2 separate regions of the Homo sapiens genome follow, and region 2 is linked to region 1. Evidence: chromatin loops called from intact Hi-C (ENCODE). Cell type or tissue: mammary epithelial cell. All regions are shown on one strand. Links, peaks and the distances in the headings refer to the core of each region. The heading gives the core; the rest is flanking DNA.

Region 1 (5,373 bases), core at 52-5,051:
TGGCTAACACGGTGAAACACCATCTCTACTAAAAATACAAAAAACTTAGCCGGACTTGGTGGTGGGTGCCTGTAGTCCTAGCTACTGGGGAGGCTGAGGCAGGAGAATGGCATGAACCCCCGAGGTGGAGCTTGCAGTGAGCCGAGATCATGCCACTGCACTCCAGCCTGGGTGACAGAGCGAGACTCTGTCTCAAAAAAAAAAAAAAGGAAAAAAGACCAGGCGAGGCGTGGTGGCTCATACCTGTAATCCCAACAATTTGTGTGTTTTTTTAAATTATCATTACAATATTACAATAACTAGAGATTTATTAAACCAACAAGTCATTCTTCTTACAAAATTACAGTTAATATGGGGTAGGGGGCAGTGATGGGGTTGGGAGGTGGGACCACTGCACCTAGGAGAGATGGCTTTGCTAAGGAGGGCCTGGGGTGCCTGAGTCCACCTAGCCTAGATAGGGGAGGGGAGGATGAGGAGGCAGAGGGTGCGCAGCAGGAGCAGGGTGGGGGATGGCAGGCTGAGCCAGGGGATGGTTTGGAACCAGCAGAATAGAGAAGACCAGGAGGCAAGACGGGAGGGCCTGGCTCCCCAGAGCTGGGAGCATAACATGTGGGGTGTGGAGGGGAGCAGAAGGGAAAGAAGGGGGGAAGGGGACAGGAGGAAAGGGGAGGGGAGGAGAGGGGAGGGGAGGGGAGGAGAGAGGGGCCACAGGCTACAGGAGCAGTGGTGCCTCAGAGCTGCCAACTCTGCCAGGAAGGGCTGTGGGTTCTGCTGGTGGTCTTGGTGCACTGGGCCTGGGGATAAACACTTCTCTTCCAGGAAGAGAAGAGGGGGAACCCTTCTCTCCTGGAGGGGGTCCAGGAGTTTGGATTGGGGGACATTCTTTCTGCTTTTCCCCCAACCTGCCCCTTCTTTGACAGGGGCTTTCATCTGGCCGGAGTGGGGTCTGTGTGGAGGCCTCAGCTGGACTCTGGTCAGGGTTGGATCAGGACTCTTCTTGCTGAGGGTTGGGAGACAAGGAGCCCTACCACAGATCCCACTGCAGCAGCTCATCCCCTGGGCCTGTTCCCTGGGCTGCTGAATCCCAGCACTTTGGGAGGCTGAGGTGGGCGGATCGCTTGAGTCCTGGAGTTCCAGACCAGTCTGACCAACATGGTAAAATCCCGACTCTACAAAAAATACAAAAACTAGCCAGGCATGGTGGTGCATGCCTGTAGTCCCAGATACTTGGGAGGCTAAGGCAGGAGGATCACTGCAGCCCGGGAGGTCGAAGCTGCAGTGAGCCATGTTCACACCACTGCACTCCAGTCTGGGTAACAAAGACCTTAGAGAACCACTTGTCTCCATCATCCCACTGTTTTCCTTGTGCCCAGCAGGGTTCCTGGGCTCCCAGGCCTAAGTGTGACTCACCAGGCTCCCCTTGGGTCTGTGACTACAGCCTTCATGCAGTTTGAGAGCTGACAGTTGATTCCCCAGACTTAGCTGGCCCCCGGACTCTCCCTCCTTGGCCCCCAGCCTGGTGGTTTCCGCACCCCCAGACCCTGTCCTTCGTCTCCTCAGGCTTTAACCCGAGCGGGGCCCTTTAGGTAATTAGCAAGAGCAAAATGGTGCCTGTAAGATCACTGTGGTGCTCTCCATGGTCCTGAACCTCACTAGTCCCTGCTCAGGGTGAGTGAGGTGGTTTCTTAGCAAAGCAGTTGGCGGGGGAAGGGGGGATTGTGTGGTCCCAGAGGCTCCTCTCCCTCCCCCGTCCCTTTCCATGTCATACTTTTACTTCTCCACTTCCTGGAATTCTAAACCTGCTTTTCTGGCTTACATTAAGCCATCTTATCTTTGAGGTCATAGCTGAGTTGTCAGCTTCTCGGGAAAGTCTTCTTGGACTCTGCAGAACTGAGGTAGGTGTCCTCCTTCGTGTTCGGGCAGCATCCTATATGTCCCACATTCCAGTGTGCAGTGACCACCTTTTGGGTCCTATCAGTCAATTGTAAGCTCTCAGTTCGTTTCCCTCACTCTTGTGTCCCCAGCATATAGATAATGACATTAAATTTTGGTTGAACAGAAAAATGAATTCATGAATGAAATGAATCTGTGGTGGATGGTCTAGGGGAAAGAATTCTCTCACAATCTGTGCCTACCCTTTGATTAAGCCAGGGCTATTCTGGTAGCCTTTGTGTCGGAAACACAGAAGAGAACAAGAGCACAGTCCTTGCCCAAAGGAGTATATGACCTGGTGGAGGAATTATAGTGGCTGATAATCTGAGCTCCATTTTACAGATTTGGAGACTGAGGCTGAGGGAGTGATGTGATTCTTCTATGATTACATAGTTCAGGAGTGACAGAGATGGAACTGGGCTCTGGACACTGTAGCCATCCCCTGCCTGTGCCATCACTTCCCATCTCTAGATCAAACTGATGCTCCTGTGTAATGAAGACATCTCTAGGGAAATGTCCCAACACCAATTTCCATGAAAAATTAGAACCCATGGGTTTAGTCTGTATTTTGGGGGCCACAGCTTCTGGGGCCACTGAGATGGCACAAGAGAAAGCCCTTGGCACCCAGTGAGTAGTTTCATTGTCCAAGTTTTATCATCAGAAACAAGGTGGGAGGCCCCTTCTTTCCAATAACTGGATTCTTGGCAAGAACCACAAGGACATGTCACACTCCCAAAATGTCTGAGCAGTTGAGTCCCATGGGAAGTTTGTGGTAGGCATGATATGGCCCAGTCTGGCCTCAGTCTGATCCATGGCCAGAGCTCCTGGGACGACCCACATCCCATCCCAATATGGGCCTGTGGGTCCTGCAGGAAATTCCATTGATGTCATCTTGGGAACCTTCACCTGCAGGGTTCTGAGGGATGCAGACAGTAGGCCCTGCACTAGTGACAGTGTTCAGCTTATGAAACTGTCCCACATATCCATCACATGACCATATAAGATCCTGAAGAGTCCCGTGTCTCTGGGGTAGGCAAAGCCTGGATTCTGTGGGGCTTTGATGATCAAAAATGGGCTATTGTGTGTGTCGTTACTCAATATAGCTGTTTGCTTAAGAGACAGCCAGGGTGGTGGTTCATGCCTAGAATCCCAGCACTTTGGGAGGCCGAGGCAGGTGGATTACTTGAACCCAGGAGTTCAAGACCAGCCTGAGCAACATGGCAAAACCCCATCTCTACAAAAATATGAAAAAGTAGCCAGTTGTGGTGGTGTGCGCCTGTGATCCCAGCTACTCGGGAGGCTGAGACTGGAAGATTCCCTGAGTCCAGGAGGTCGAGGCTATAGTGAGCCATGATCGTGCCACTGCACTCCAGCCTGGGCAACAGAGTGAGTCCCTCACTCAAGAAGAAACAGAGAAAGAGAAGTTTTGAAAACATGGTATCTTAGTTCATTCAGACTACTATAGTAAACTATCATAAACTAAGTGGTTTATAAACAACAGAAATTCTGGAGGCTGGAAAGTCCAAAATCAAGGTGCTGGCAGCTCTGGTGTCTGGTGAGGGCCTGTTTCCTGGCTCACAGATAACTGTCTTCTTGCTGTGTCTTCACATGGTGGAAGAGGTAAGGGAGCTCTTCAGTGCCTCTTTTATAAGAGTACTGATCCCATTCATGAGGGTCTGGCCTGATGACCTAATCACCTCCCCAAGGCTCCCACCTCCTAATACCATCACAATGGGGATTAGACGACAACATATAAACTTCCGGGCAACATGAAACATTCAGACCATAGCACATGGGATACATAAAAGAAAAATAACACAGAAGGAGTTGGGTGGGCAGAAGGCAGGAGAGAGCTGGTTAAGGACCTACCAGCCTTAAAGGGAGGCCGTTGGCCTCTGCTGGAAGCAAACTTCAGGACCAACGTTCAGCCTGCTGAGGAGGAGGAAAAAGAGGAGGGGAAACAAATAGGGGCCCCCAGGACCCTGGCAGGGAGGTTGCTAAAGGCTGGCTTGGCTGGGAGCAGTGGCTCACACCTGTAATCCCAGCACTTTGGGAGGCTGAGGTGGGTGGATCACGAGGTCAGGAGATCAATACCATCCTGGCCAACATGCTGAAACCTCGTCTCTACTAAAAATACAAAAATTGACTGGGCGCGGTGGCTCACGCCTGTAATCCCAGCACTTTGGGAGGCCGAGGCGGGCAGATCATGAGGTCAGGAGATTGAGACCACAGTGAAACCTCGTCTCTACTAAAAAATACAAAAAATTAGCTGGGCGCAGTGGCGGGTGCCTGTAGTCCCAGCTACTCGAGAGGCTGAGGCAGGAGAATAGCGTGAACCTGGGAGGCGGAGCTTGCAGTGAGCCGAGATTGCGCCACTGCACTCCAGCCTGGGCGACAGAGCAAGACTCCGTCTCAAAAAAAAAAAAAAAAAATTAGCTGGGCGTGGTGGCCTGCGCCTGTAGTCCCAGCTACTCAGGAGGCTGAGGCAGGAGAATCACTTGAACCCAGGAGGCAGAGGCTGCAGTGAGCTGAGATCATGCCACTGCACTCCAGCCTGGGCGACAGAGTGAGATTCTGTCTCAAAAAAAAAAAAAAAAAAATGGCTGGCTTGTGCCCTTCCACTTAGTCTGAGAGCTGGGGCTGCTGAGAGTGGAGCAAACTCAGCACCCCCACAAATTGACTGTCTGAGTCAGCTCAGGACGCTGTAACTCATTACTGTGCACAAGGCAGCTTCGACAATAAGTATGGATTTATTGCAGCTCTAAAGTCTGCAAGATCAGAGTACCAGCATGGTCGGGCTGCGGAGGGCCTTCTCCCTGGTTGCAGGCACCCTCGCGTGGTAGAGGGATCATCTCTCCTGTCTCTTCTCACAACAGCACTAATTCCACTGTGAGGGCTCCTCCCTCATGCCCTAATCACCCCCAAAGGCCCCACCCCAAATACCATCACACTAGTGCCTGGGGCTTCTGCATGTGAATTGTAGAGGGACACAAGCATTCACTCCTTCGCACCCACCCACCACTGTGTCTGGGAGAGAAGAGGAAGGCAGTGTCCAGCTTCCTGGAGTCCCTTTGTCTTCTGCATCTCCCTGGCTCCAGCAGCTGGCCTGCTTTCTGGGACTGGTCTGCCATGTGGCTAGTCCCCTGTCTGCGATGTTTCCGGGTGCTCCGTGCCCACCTGATCACAGCTGAGCCCAGGAGGGAGACCCCAGGGGGTCTGTGCAGCTTTGGACAAGCCACCGATCCTCTCTGGCCCAGTGCCCCATCCGTAAAATGGGACTGGCTAGATATTCTCTGGGAGCCCCCAGCACCAGATATGCCGAAGCTCCCATCCTAGATTCTATGGGGGCAGGGCTGGGTCTTGCAGACAGGCCGTGCTGGCCCCAAATCCTGGCAGCATCCGGAGCTGGCCGCCCACGCACAGGCAGGCGGGGGGAGGCAG
Region 2 (5,373 bases), core at 304-5,303, 50 kb after region 1:
CCCTCCTTAGTCACTTCTGAAGGCATTGTAAAACACATCCTTTAGGCAATCTTTTCAGACTGCTTCCTACCCAGAGGTCTTTTTGCATTTTAAACAGCCTTGGTATTTTTTCATGCAGGCTGGGAGTCCTTTTGCCAACATAACACTCTAAAAATTTGATGGGTTCCCTATATCTTGAATTCCGTTCTACCCCATGTGCTAAAACTCATATCAACAGAACACATTCAAACTTCTCTATATTCCTTTTTTCTGAGACAGAGCCTCACTCTGTTGCCCAGGCTGGAGTGCAGTGGTGCAATCTCAGCTCACTGCCACCTCTGCCTCCTGGGTTCGAGCGATTCTCGTGCCTCAGCCTCCCGAGTAGCTGGGATTACAGGCAAGCGCCGCCATGCCCAGCTAATTTTTGTATTTTTAGTAGAGATGAGGTTTTGCCATGTTGGTTAGACTTGATCTCCTGACCTCAGGTGATCTGCCCACCTCTGCCTCTCAAAGTTCTGGAATTACAGGTGTGAGCCACCACACTGGGCCTTTTCTATATTCTTTCTAATACTGCTTTCAAACTAGGCAGTTATTTTCTGAAGTCATCTCTTTTTTTTTGCAGTACCTTATCAAACACAACCATAAAAGCCAAAGGATGCTTTCAGTATTCTGCCTAGAAATCTCTTTGCCCAAGACCAAGAGTTCATTAGATACACTTATTTCCCAATAAGTTACTAAAGACAACAATTTTAGCTAATAATTCCCTATTACACAATGGGGTTGCCTCTTCTTCCACCTCCAATTGCAGTTTCTTTGCTATTTTTCCTGCCTCCCCTAATAGTTTACTCATTCCTACCACCCAGTCCTAAAAAACCAGTGCTGCATATTTTAAGTTTTGTTATGGCAGCACCACACTTCTGGGTACCAATTTATGTACCTGTTAGCAGTTGTTCCATAATGAACTATCCCAAATCTCTGTGGCTCAAAATAGCAATCATTCCTCATTCCTCACATGTCTGTCAGTCAGCTGGGTGTTGGCTGATTCAGGCTGAGCTTGACTGGTTCTCCTCATCTCTAATGAGCTTTGATCTAGGTGATCAGCTGCCTTAGGCTGGGTCAGTTGGGGATGCCCCTGTTCCATGCGTCTCCCGCCTCCTGCTGGGACCAGTGGGCTATCCTGGCTATGTCCACCTGAAGGCAATGATAGTGGCACAAGAGAGGAAACTCAGTCCTGCAAGCCCTTTGCAAGTCTCTGCTTGAGCCATATCTGCTATCACCCCGTTGACCAAAACACGTGGCTAAGGTTAAATCTCAAAATCAAGAGGTAGGGAAGTACCTCCCACCTACAATAAGGAGGGCACTGCAAAGTTACATGGCAAAGGGTGTGCACAGAGGGAGGGCTGAAGAGTGGGAGCCATTCATGAAACCTGCCACTGTGGCCTGAGGCAAACACTCTCGTACTTCTATTTCTCTGCACCTGCTCTTTCTCTTCCTGGAATATTCCTTATAATGGTACAACCAGGTTGTATCTTCATTTTTCAGATGAAGAATCTGAAGCTGGAAGAGGTGAGGTTGCTTCGTCAAGATCACAACAGCTAATGAGTGGCAGAATCTACATTTGAATCTAGACCTGTTTGGACACATGTTTGGTGCCCACTAGAGCATATGAAATGTTGGGTACAAAAAAAATAGAATAAATAAGACCTAGTATTTGACCACACAACAAGGTAATTATAGTCAAAATAATTTAATTATACATTTAAAAATACCTAGAAGAGGCCGGGCATGGTGGCTCACGCCTGTAATCCCAGCACTTTGGGAGACCGAGACAGGTGTATCCCTTGAGGTCAGGAGTTCGAGACCAGCCTGGCAACATGGTACAACCTCATCTCTACTAAAAAAACAAAAATTATCCAGGCATAGTGGTGCATGCCTGTAATCCCAGCTACTCAGGAGGCTGAGGCACGAGAATCACATGAACCCGGGAGGCAGAGGTTGTGGTGGCTGAGATCGCACCACTGCACTCCAGCCTGGGTGACACAGTGAGACTCTGTCTTAAAAAAAAACAAAAACAAAAACTAGAAGAGTATAATTGGATGTTTGTAACACAAAGGATAATAAATACTTGAGGGAATGGATAGTCTATTTTCCATGCTGTGATTGTTACGCCCTGCATGCCTGTATCAAAACATCTCATGTATCCATAAATATATATACCTACTATGTACCCACAAAAATTAAAAATTAAAAAATAAATCAAGTATACAAAATGAAAGGCAAATCACTTCTGTGATGGTCGTATCCATAGGGTTCTTGAATTGTAGAACCTAATTTTGGCTCACAAGCAGAGGAAAAAAGTGCCATTTATTAGGAACAAACTGGATAGGTTATAGAAGTTAAAGAAAAGCTGAAGAAACAAAGGCAGTTTCAGAAAACTTTGTCAGAAGTGCGGATTTGGAGGGCACCACTGGGAGGGGGACTTCAGGCTTCTTTGTCATTCAGCCTAAGTGACAGGCACCCAGAGAGTCTGATTGGTCCAGCCTGAGCACTGTGCCCGCCCACTGATCTCATGGGATGGAAGAGGGGTGGTTTCTTAAAAAGAAATGGTGACCAACATGGTGGCTCATCCCTGTAATCCCAGCACCTTGGGAGGCTGAGGTGGGAGAATCATCTGAGCCCAAGTGTTCGAGACCAGCCCGGGCAACATAGGGAGACCACATCTCTACAAAAAATAGAAAATAATGATAAGCCCATTGTGGTGACTTACACCTGTGGGTCTCTGCTACCCAGGAGACTGAGGTGAGAGGATTGTTTGAGCCCAGGAGGTCAAGGCTGCCATGGACTGTGTTTGACCTATTGTACTCCAGCCTAGGTGACAGAGAGAGACCCTGGCTCAAAACAAAACAAACAAACAAAAAACCAAGGAAGGAAGGAAGGAAGGAAGGAAGGAAGGAAGAAAGAAAGAAAGAAAGAAAGAAAGAAAGAAAGAAAGAAAGAAAGAAAGAAAGAAAGAGAAAGAAAGAAAGAAAGGAAAGCAAGCAAGCAGTCCTGAGTGAGTGAAATTACCACAGAAAGGAGAAAGGAGGAGGGAACCTCGCTCTGGGAAAGCTCATTTCCTTCATTTCCTTTACAGTGCAGTTGTTGGGGTCATGGACTTGAGAACCAGGCTGTCTGGGTTTGCAATCCTGGCTTCGCCGCTTACTAGTTGTGCTTAACTAATACAGGCAGGGCACTTAGCCTTGCTATGCCTTAGAGTCCTCACTGGTAAAATGCTATTGTGCAATACCCCATCAGCCTCAGTGAGTTATTGTGAAATGTAAATGAACTCACCTGTGTCATGAGCACTGTCATGCATGTGTAATGAGCATTCCATTTGTGTCACTGTGTCAGGGGAACTGGGAGAGTGAGTGGAGCACTTAGGAAACATCCACTCCCAGGAGACACAACACAGGCTGCCAAGGTGGGGCCTGCTAGCCGAGGCACCTGAGGCCATGACCAGGCGTGTCCCCCTGCCCTGGAGAGGCACAGAGAGCTGCCAAGCCGGTCCTACTCCTGGGCACTCTGTTTCTGGATGGAGGAGTTCTGAGAACTCAGGGGATGCAGCTGCTGTTGAGTCACCATCACAGAAGGTTCCCTTGCAAAATGGGACAAGCTCACTTTCCTGTTTCTGAGTCTCCTGTTTCTGGCATTGCAGATGGGGCCTCCTGGGTGCTGGAACCAGTGTCGCAGAGGGTATGGCTTCCTGCACTGGTACCAGATGAGAAGGCATGTAGGCAGGCGGAATGAGCACTAGACTTGGTTCCAGAGATTCTGCCTGAACTGTCGCTCCACCCTCCCATGAGCTACGTGGACTTGGGCAGGCTCCTCCCAAGCTGACAGTGTCATCTCTCCAGGGAACGGGGAAGCCCAAGGGCTCCAAGCACTACCATAACTTCAATCCTGACACTCAGAGCTTAACCCCAGAGCTGGCGCCACCTTTTTCTCTCTCTCACCCCAGGGCCTTGTTTGTTTCCAGCATGACCGGGCGGCTCTTCCGTGCCACCCTCTATGACTTGTCTTTGCTTTTCTGCTTAAGCAGTCTCCAGGGTTAAATCAGGCCAATGAAAGCATTGGGTTACTTGACTCTGTGTGGGTGGACCCCACCTTATGCAGACCTGGTATTGCTCAATGGCGAGAGGATGGCAGAGGCCTGTCTTCAGTCCTCTCACTGGTGTTTCTGATGGTGTGTGCTGGCCAGGCAGTGGGCTGGGCAGTGGGTGGTGTGTCCTGGAGAGGTAGGGTGAGCTCCCCCAGCATTAGAGGTAGGAGGCAGCGTATGCTTGGTTCAGAGAGGCACAAAACGCAGGGGAGATTCCTGGGACCCTTTGCTTACATCCGCACTCCACAGGCCACCTGGCTGTTCTCTCATAATCTCATGATCTCAAGGAAGGAAATCGGGTTAGCCTGACAGGCTCATCTTTTACAAAGCAGCTTGTTTTTTTGTAAGGTTTGTTTCATTGCCCTATGTGACCCTAGACTGCAAGAAAGCCAATAGACAAGACCATCAGCCACTCGGATGGTGGAATGGGAAAGGACCGTGGATATTGCTCAGTCCCATCCCCTCATTTTTTAACCTTTTTAAAAAAATTAAGCCAGGTGGCCAGAGTTTCACATCCTGGCTCTGCCACGGCGCAGCTTCAAGCATCGTTGTGCCTCTATTTTCCCACCTGGCAAAAGGGAACAGCACTGTTCTCTTTCAAGATAAAATAATGATGCCAATAAAATGTGCTGGGTGGTTGTAAGCCTCAAATGACCTAAGACATGAGCATATTTACAGCAGCGCCACACATGTCTCCAGGGCTCCCCAACATCCAGTCCAGTGCCTGCTGCTCCATCTGAGGCTGGGGGGTCCCTGGAGAAAGCTCTGTGCCCTCCTGGAAGAGGCTATGTCAGGAGCACCCTAGAGGACCTGCCCTATCCCAGGGGCTGGGCCAAGCCATTATTCTGCCCACCCTGCCCCCTCCCTAAACACTTGGACCCCCGTGTTGTGATTTCTAGGCTGCCATTCCCACACCCCAGGCTCTACCAGTCTAATTTGTTCAGATATTCATTTCCTCTCCCTTCCTATCTCCCCTCTTCAGACAAGAATCTCTCCCTCCCCACAAATCTCATCCCAGCTGCTAATTTCTTCTGAAAACCTGACCCTCTCTGCATGCTAGGATGTAAATGACTTGCCAGGGGCTCCACTTAAGAGGATATGAGGAAACCACTTTATGCCCCTGTTGGAAGCTGTTTGATTAATAGCGCTTTTCAAGGTGTTGTTCAAGACTGGGGAGGTCTCTGGCATGAAGTTGAGGGTCCAGGCAAAGGCAGAGGTAACATGAAAGAACAATTGTCCAAGCAGAAGCTGGAAAA

The links. A loop is a pair of places that touch in the nucleus more often than their neighbours do. Peaks named below come from ENCODE experiments on the same cell type or tissue, not always from the same donor. Only the 100,000 strongest peaks of a DNase experiment are listed, where the experiment ranks them.
Region 2: a loop joins it to region 1, with 4 times the contacts of the local background. A loop is called at or near these places in 4 of 110 quality-filtered maps.

Annotation. Positions count from the first base shown.
Region 1 is chr14:90,491,723-90,497,095 of GRCh38, reverse strand. No RefSeq gene overlaps it. Among named protein-coding and RNA genes, the nearest start is that of LINC00642, 39 kb to the right of the region's middle. RefSeq lists an enhancer at 824-1,323. In mammary epithelial cell, for the core only: no CTCF peak of the experiment used is centred there; no DNase peak of the experiment used is centred there.
Region 2 is chr14:90,442,358-90,447,730 of GRCh38, reverse strand. No RefSeq gene overlaps it. Among named protein-coding and RNA genes, the nearest start is that of LINC02317, 10 kb to the left of the region's middle. In mammary epithelial cell, for the core only: no CTCF peak of the experiment used is centred there; DNase peaks (open chromatin) are centred at 3,390 and 3,980; H3K27ac peaks cover 2,010 bases.